Linked DNA regions of Homo sapiens: region 2 is linked to region 1. The links are chromatin loops, found by intact Hi-C in ENCODE. Cell type or tissue: dorsolateral prefrontal cortex. All regions are shown on one strand. Links, peaks and the distances in the headings refer to the core of each region. The heading gives the core; the rest is flanking DNA. Region 1 overlaps PDZD2 (PDZ domain containing 2). Region 2 overlaps PDZD2 (PDZ domain containing 2).

Region 1 (2,804 bases), core at 298-2,797:
CACCAGCTACTTCTGAAGCCCTCCCCTTCTCCTGCACTCTCCCACCAATCTTGAGCTGCCATCATATCCACGCTCCACGGCTCATGAAGAGGCTGAGAGATGCAGTGGAGGGTTCAACGCTGGGCAAGTATATTAGCAGTTCCAACTGACCTGACCGAGAAATGAATCTCTTTATGTAGTCAGAACCTTGAAGCCAAGGGATAGCAACCATTCTGAAGGGCAGAGACAGACAAAGGAATTTACTGATGCATGTAAACAAAAAATCCTCGAGGAATTGTGATATTGTCATTTACAATGAGAAATACATATTTGCTCTTCGTTGCTGGCATAGCTCCTAAAACGCTTGAAGTCTCTGAAATGATAAATGTTTTTTCTTATGCTAATGAGATGACTGGTGGCTGAGGGCTCCTGGATAGCTGTAGGATGGGGGCTGGTTTTCAGGGAAACCAATCTCGTGATTGGGTACTTTCAGCCCCATTTCCCAAACTCTGGGGAGGGGAGAGGGGCTGAAGCTGGAGTTGGTCACCAATGGTCAATGAAGCCAAAGGTCAATCAAGCCTCATAATGAGGCCTCTATAAAAACCCAAAATGGGCTAGGCATGGTGGTTCATGCCTGTAATCCCAGCACTTTGGGAGGCTGAGGTGGGTGGATCACCTGAGGTCACGAGTTCGAGACCAGCCTGGCCAACATGGTGAAACCCTGTCCCTACTAAAAATACAAAATTAGCTGGGTGTGGTGGCGGGTGCCCGTAATCCCAGCTACTCAAGGGGCTGAGGCAGGAGAATCGCTTGAACCCGGGAGGCAGAGGCTGCAGTAAGCTGAGATCACATCACTGCACTCCAGCCTGGGAGACAGAGCGAGACTCCATCTCAAAAAACAAAACAAAACAACAACAACAACAAAATGACAGGGTCTGGAGTACTTCCAGATTGCTGAACATTCAGAGGTTTTTTTAGGAGAGTGGAACACCCCGAGAGGGTATGGAAGTCCTGCACCCTTTCCCCCATACCTCGCCCTATGCATCTCTTCATCTGGCTGTTCATCTGTATCCTTTATCCTATCTTTCACTGGACAATAAACTGTAAACATAAGTATTTCCCTGAGTTCTGTGAGCCATTGCAGCAAATTATGGAACCCAAGAAGGGGGTTTTGGAAATTCTGATTTTACAGCTGGTCAGTCAGAAGTACTGGCGAAAACCTGGGACTTCATATTGGTATCTGAAATGGGAAAAGTCTTTGGGAGACTGTGCGCTTAACCTGTGAGGTCTGATGGTAACTCCAGGTAGACAGTGTCAGAATTGAATTAAATTGCAAGACACCTAGTTGGTGCCCACTGGAGAATTCATGTGTATGAAGAAATCCCCATATCTGGTTACAGAAGTGTTCTGTGTTGTGTTGAGTGAGAGGATAGTAGGAGAAAACAGTTTGGATCTTCCTGCATTACAGGAACGGCGATAGCTCTCAACACAGCTGGATCTGCATATACTGTCACCAGGAATCGCGACTTTTCTGAATGTACTGGCTTCGTTCCCAGTTGGCACTCTGCACATGGGAGTAAAGACGGCCACCAGAAGGCAAAGCTTCTATCGTACCAGCTTGGAAACCCCAGCTGAGAGCATGTGCCTCTTTCACACTGGTTCCAGAAAAAGTCCCAGAATAGACTCATTGTCTGACTTGGATCATGTGCCTATCACTTAGCCAGTCCCTGAGTTTTCTGCCTGCTCCTGGGACCAGAGTGTGGGTCAGACCACACGCAGCACGTGGATTGAGAGTGAGAAAGAATGAGCTCCAAAGCAAGAGAACGGGGGAAAGATGCCAGAAAGACAGAAACGAAAGATATCCCCAAAGCACAAGCCTTAGCTGTCAACCATTTGAACCCCCAGGATTTTTTCATCCTCAGTTTGATGCATGCTAAATACGGTTTGAAATTCTGTTAAATCACAAAGCGTTGTTCCCATCAAGAATTGGAACATCACCAGCACCCCAGGGCAGCCCCTGTACTCCCTTCCAGGCACTATCCACTGGAAGGTAACCCACCCCGAATTCTAACAGCACAGGTAAGTTTGGCCTGTTCTGATACTTCACATAAATGGAATCACGGCTTGTACTATATTGTGATTGTGCCCTTTTCTGTGTGCATATTATAATTCAATAAAAAGTTTATTTAAAAAGCTGCTCCCGGCCGGGCGCGGTGGCTCACGCCTATAATCCTAGCACTTTGGGAGGCCGAGGCAGGCGCATCACCTGAGGTCAGAAGTTCAAGATCAGTCTGGCCAACATGGCGAAACCCTGTCTCTACTAAAAATACAAAAATTAGCGGAGCGTGGTGGCTCCTGCCTGTAATCCCAGCTCCTCAGGAGGCTAAGGCAGGAGAATTGCTTGAACCTAGGAGGCAGAGATTGCAGTGAGCTGAGATCATACCACTCCACTCCAGTCTGGGTGACAGAGTGAGGCTCTGTCTCAAAAAGTAAAATAAAAATAAAAAGCTGCTCCTGATATTTTCCCTACTCTATGAACATCATAAATTATGGAACTTTCAAGGACCTTCTCAGCTCTCTTAGAAATGGCCTTCTCCAAGGAAACAATCTCTTAGATAGCAAATTCTTTCAAGCATCTGCAGTAAACCACAGGTGGCCAAGTTCACAGGCAGTGGGGCCCATGTGAGGGACCTGCCATGTTTTTTGGCCTCCCACCTCCTTCTGCTCAGCCTTCTGGCCTGGGCTCCATCCTCTTAGAGGTGGGCATTTGAGAAAACATCTCCCTGTGCCGGTCTTTGCATCTGAGGTCAAAGGTGAGCAGAGAA
Region 2 (2,804 bases), core at 293-2,792, 76 kb before region 1:
TCAAAATCTTTGGAGAAAGATCACATCTCAAAGAAGAATCCCATGAAGAAATCTATATAACTGTTTACAAGCTTTGTTTCATTTTACATTGTACAAGAGTTATATATTTGGGTCCTTAAATAGCAGATATTGTTGTCCTCCAGCAAGAGGTCACCTTTTGATATTGGTGCCCTCCAACACCAGAAGATGCAAGTGCAAGTCTGTTCATTTCTGTACTTGGCAAACCCAGGTGGAATGGGAGTGAAGTTCATAGGAACGGCTCACCTACTCATTGCAGTTGGTTACCTGCCTCTGCTTCCACAGTAACTAAGAAAGGGCCAAGGGCCAAAACAGGTGCCAAAGCCTGAAGTTCAAAAATCTCTGGAGGCGGCTGGTCGTGGTGGCTCAAGCCTGTAATCCCAGCACTTTGGGAGGCCAAGGTGGGCGGATCACAAGGTCAGGAGATCCAGACCATCCTGGGTAACACAGTGAAACCCCGTCTCTACTAAAAAATATACAAAAATTTAGTGAGGCGTGGTGGTGGGCACCTGTAGTCCCAGCTACTCGGGAGGCTGAGGCAGGAGAATTGCATGAACCCGGGAGGCGGAGGTTGCAGTGAGCGGAGATCGCGCCACTGCACTCCAGCCTGGGCGACAGAGTAAGACTCCGTCTCAAAAAAAAAAAAAAAAATCTCTGGAGAAGAAAAGAAAAAGTCATTTTGAGGGCATATGGTGCTCAAAACGAGAGAATAAAAATGTTCATAACGTATTTAGTACCCGGACAGAAAAGATAAAGTAGAAGTCAGGATTGCTGAAAATGGCCCAGGGGTGCCTATAGATAGACGGGTATGAAGTTGGACCAGTAACACTATAACCACACTAAGATGCTTTTATCTTTCTTCTCTGTATGGTTTACAATTACCATTACAATTCCCGAAAGTAGTGCTAAGAGTTTAAAAGCGAGTGTCTTATGTAGGTATTTGGGTTTTCCATCTTCCATGGCTCAAGTTAATCACCCAGGGGCTGTGCTGCCCCCATTCAGAAAGGTTGTGACCAGGGTACCAGAGGAGGAGCAGGTCACTGGGATAAAATTAAAGAGCATCTCTGGATCTGGCTCTGAAACCTCAATCCTCTTTAAATGATGGAAAGTCGCTCTTTTTATGGAATCTCTTCCCTCATAAAAACAAGTGGACCCTGAAAAGCAGCTGTGCATGTGGCTTTCAACAATGATCTGTGGGCTGCGACGGAGGGTGTGGCCAAGTTTGCCAGTTTTCTGAAAGAACTCACCCCACTGGCCATTGTAGTGTTGGAAATTGTCTTGCTGCTCACGCTTTCCTTAAAAGGCTTCTGATTCCAGAACAGAGTTAGAGAAACTGGGGACGAATAACTCCCCTCTGTCATCCATCACGAAGAGCTGAGCACAGGCGGATTTCTCAGATCAGCTCCTCATTCATTAGTGCGACTCCTGAGGGCCGAGGCTGTGTGTGTGAAGGGACTCGAATGGGGCACCTCCCAGGGCCACAGGAAAAAACACCAGTCACAGACAGGAGAGGATAGCTCAGATGTTGCCATTCAAGAGAGAGCTCTGAAGGCTGAAAACATCAGCCAAACAGCACGGCGGTGAAACACACACAGCCTGTGAATAATAAACTGGACTGGGGCTCCCAGCACTTTCTCTCACTGTGCTGGATTTCAACCACAAGATGGCAGGCGACGGCCCTCAGATCCTCACAGCTTGTCAGATGGCACTCCCAAGAGGTGAGGAAAGCAAGCTCCCACTGTCCTCTCCAATGGCCATCGCCACACTCTTAGGAGGCAGCTATAAGCTACACTCTTGTTGAGATGGAAGGTTCTAGATGTAACTATCCATTTTCAGAACAGGTAAAAACATAGATTTTCTATGTTTTTATGTAAATAATAAACTGTTAAAAAACCATCCTAATTTCATTAGTTATTTTTATTATTTTTTTTTTTTTGAGATGGAGTCTTGCTCTGTTGCCCAGGCTGGAGTGCAGTGGTGTGATCTCGGCTCACTGCAACCTCCGCCTCCCAGTTCAAGCGATTCTCCTGCCTCAGCCTCCTGAGTAGCAGGAACTACAGGTGTGTGTGCCACCATGCCCAGCTAATTTTTTGTATTTCTAGTAGAGATGGGGTTTCACTATGTTGGCCAGGCTGGTCTCAAACTCCTGACCTCAAGTGATCCACCCGCCTCAGCCTCCCCAAGTGCTGGCATTACAGGCATGAGCCACTATGCCCAGCCTCATTAGTTGTTATTTATGATGTTAAAGAAAACATTCTAGAATTTGAGTCAGAGTGCATGAATTCTAGGCGTCACTCTTCTCTAAGATGATACTTGACCCCAGGAAACCACCTCCTGAAGCCTCAGTTTCCACCTTGGTAGAGTGAGAAAACAGGACTTGGATGAACCCTGGGATACCTTCCAGAAACCAAGTCCTGGAGTGAAACAGCACGTGGAGACAGCAGTCTGAAAGGAATGAAGCGGGTCACGAACAAACAGTCCGTAATGCTTCACTTACACTTCATCCTTGGGGAATGGGCTGTTCCACATGGCAGGTTTTCCACATAATTGAATTTTAAATGCTGAAACTTGTTTTCGTTTTAACCGGTAAGGGAAATCTTTCTAAAGTGTATTACATGCTTCTCTGGCTTTTTAAACAGCAAGCTGAGTATAATTTCACCTTTCCTTAATGTCTCTAAGTCATGGTGATGACGACCTCTTACTATATATCCAGTCCTGCACAGAGCGTCAGGCACCTTTGAGCATATTCAGGTAGGCAGGACCCTTATGCTAAATGGCCCCAGAGA

What was found. Peaks named below come from ENCODE experiments on the same cell type or tissue, not always from the same donor. Only the 100,000 strongest peaks of a DNase experiment are listed, where the experiment ranks them.
Region 2: it touches region 1 in a loop (7-fold over the local background); 2 of 110 quality-filtered maps call a loop at or near these places.

What each region holds. Positions count from the first base shown.
Region 1 is chr5:31,732,406-31,735,209 of GRCh38, reverse strand. All of the region lies in intron 1 of PDZD2 (PDZ domain containing 2), which reads right to left. Among named protein-coding and RNA genes, the nearest start is that of PDZD2, 95 kb to the right of the region's middle. In dorsolateral prefrontal cortex, for the core only: a CTCF peak has its summit at 1,629; a DNase peak (open chromatin) is centred at 1,619; H3K4me3 peaks cover 1,019 bases; H3K27ac peaks cover 2,414 bases.
Region 2 is chr5:31,808,129-31,810,932 of GRCh38, reverse strand. All of the region lies in intron 2 of PDZD2 (PDZ domain containing 2), which reads right to left. Among named protein-coding and RNA genes, the nearest start is that of MIR4279, 130 kb to the left of the region's middle. In dorsolateral prefrontal cortex, for the core only: CTCF peaks have their summits at 1,464 and 1,668 (motif pointing right); a DNase peak (open chromatin) is centred at 1,682; H3K4me3 peaks cover 1,027 bases; H3K27ac peaks cover 816 bases.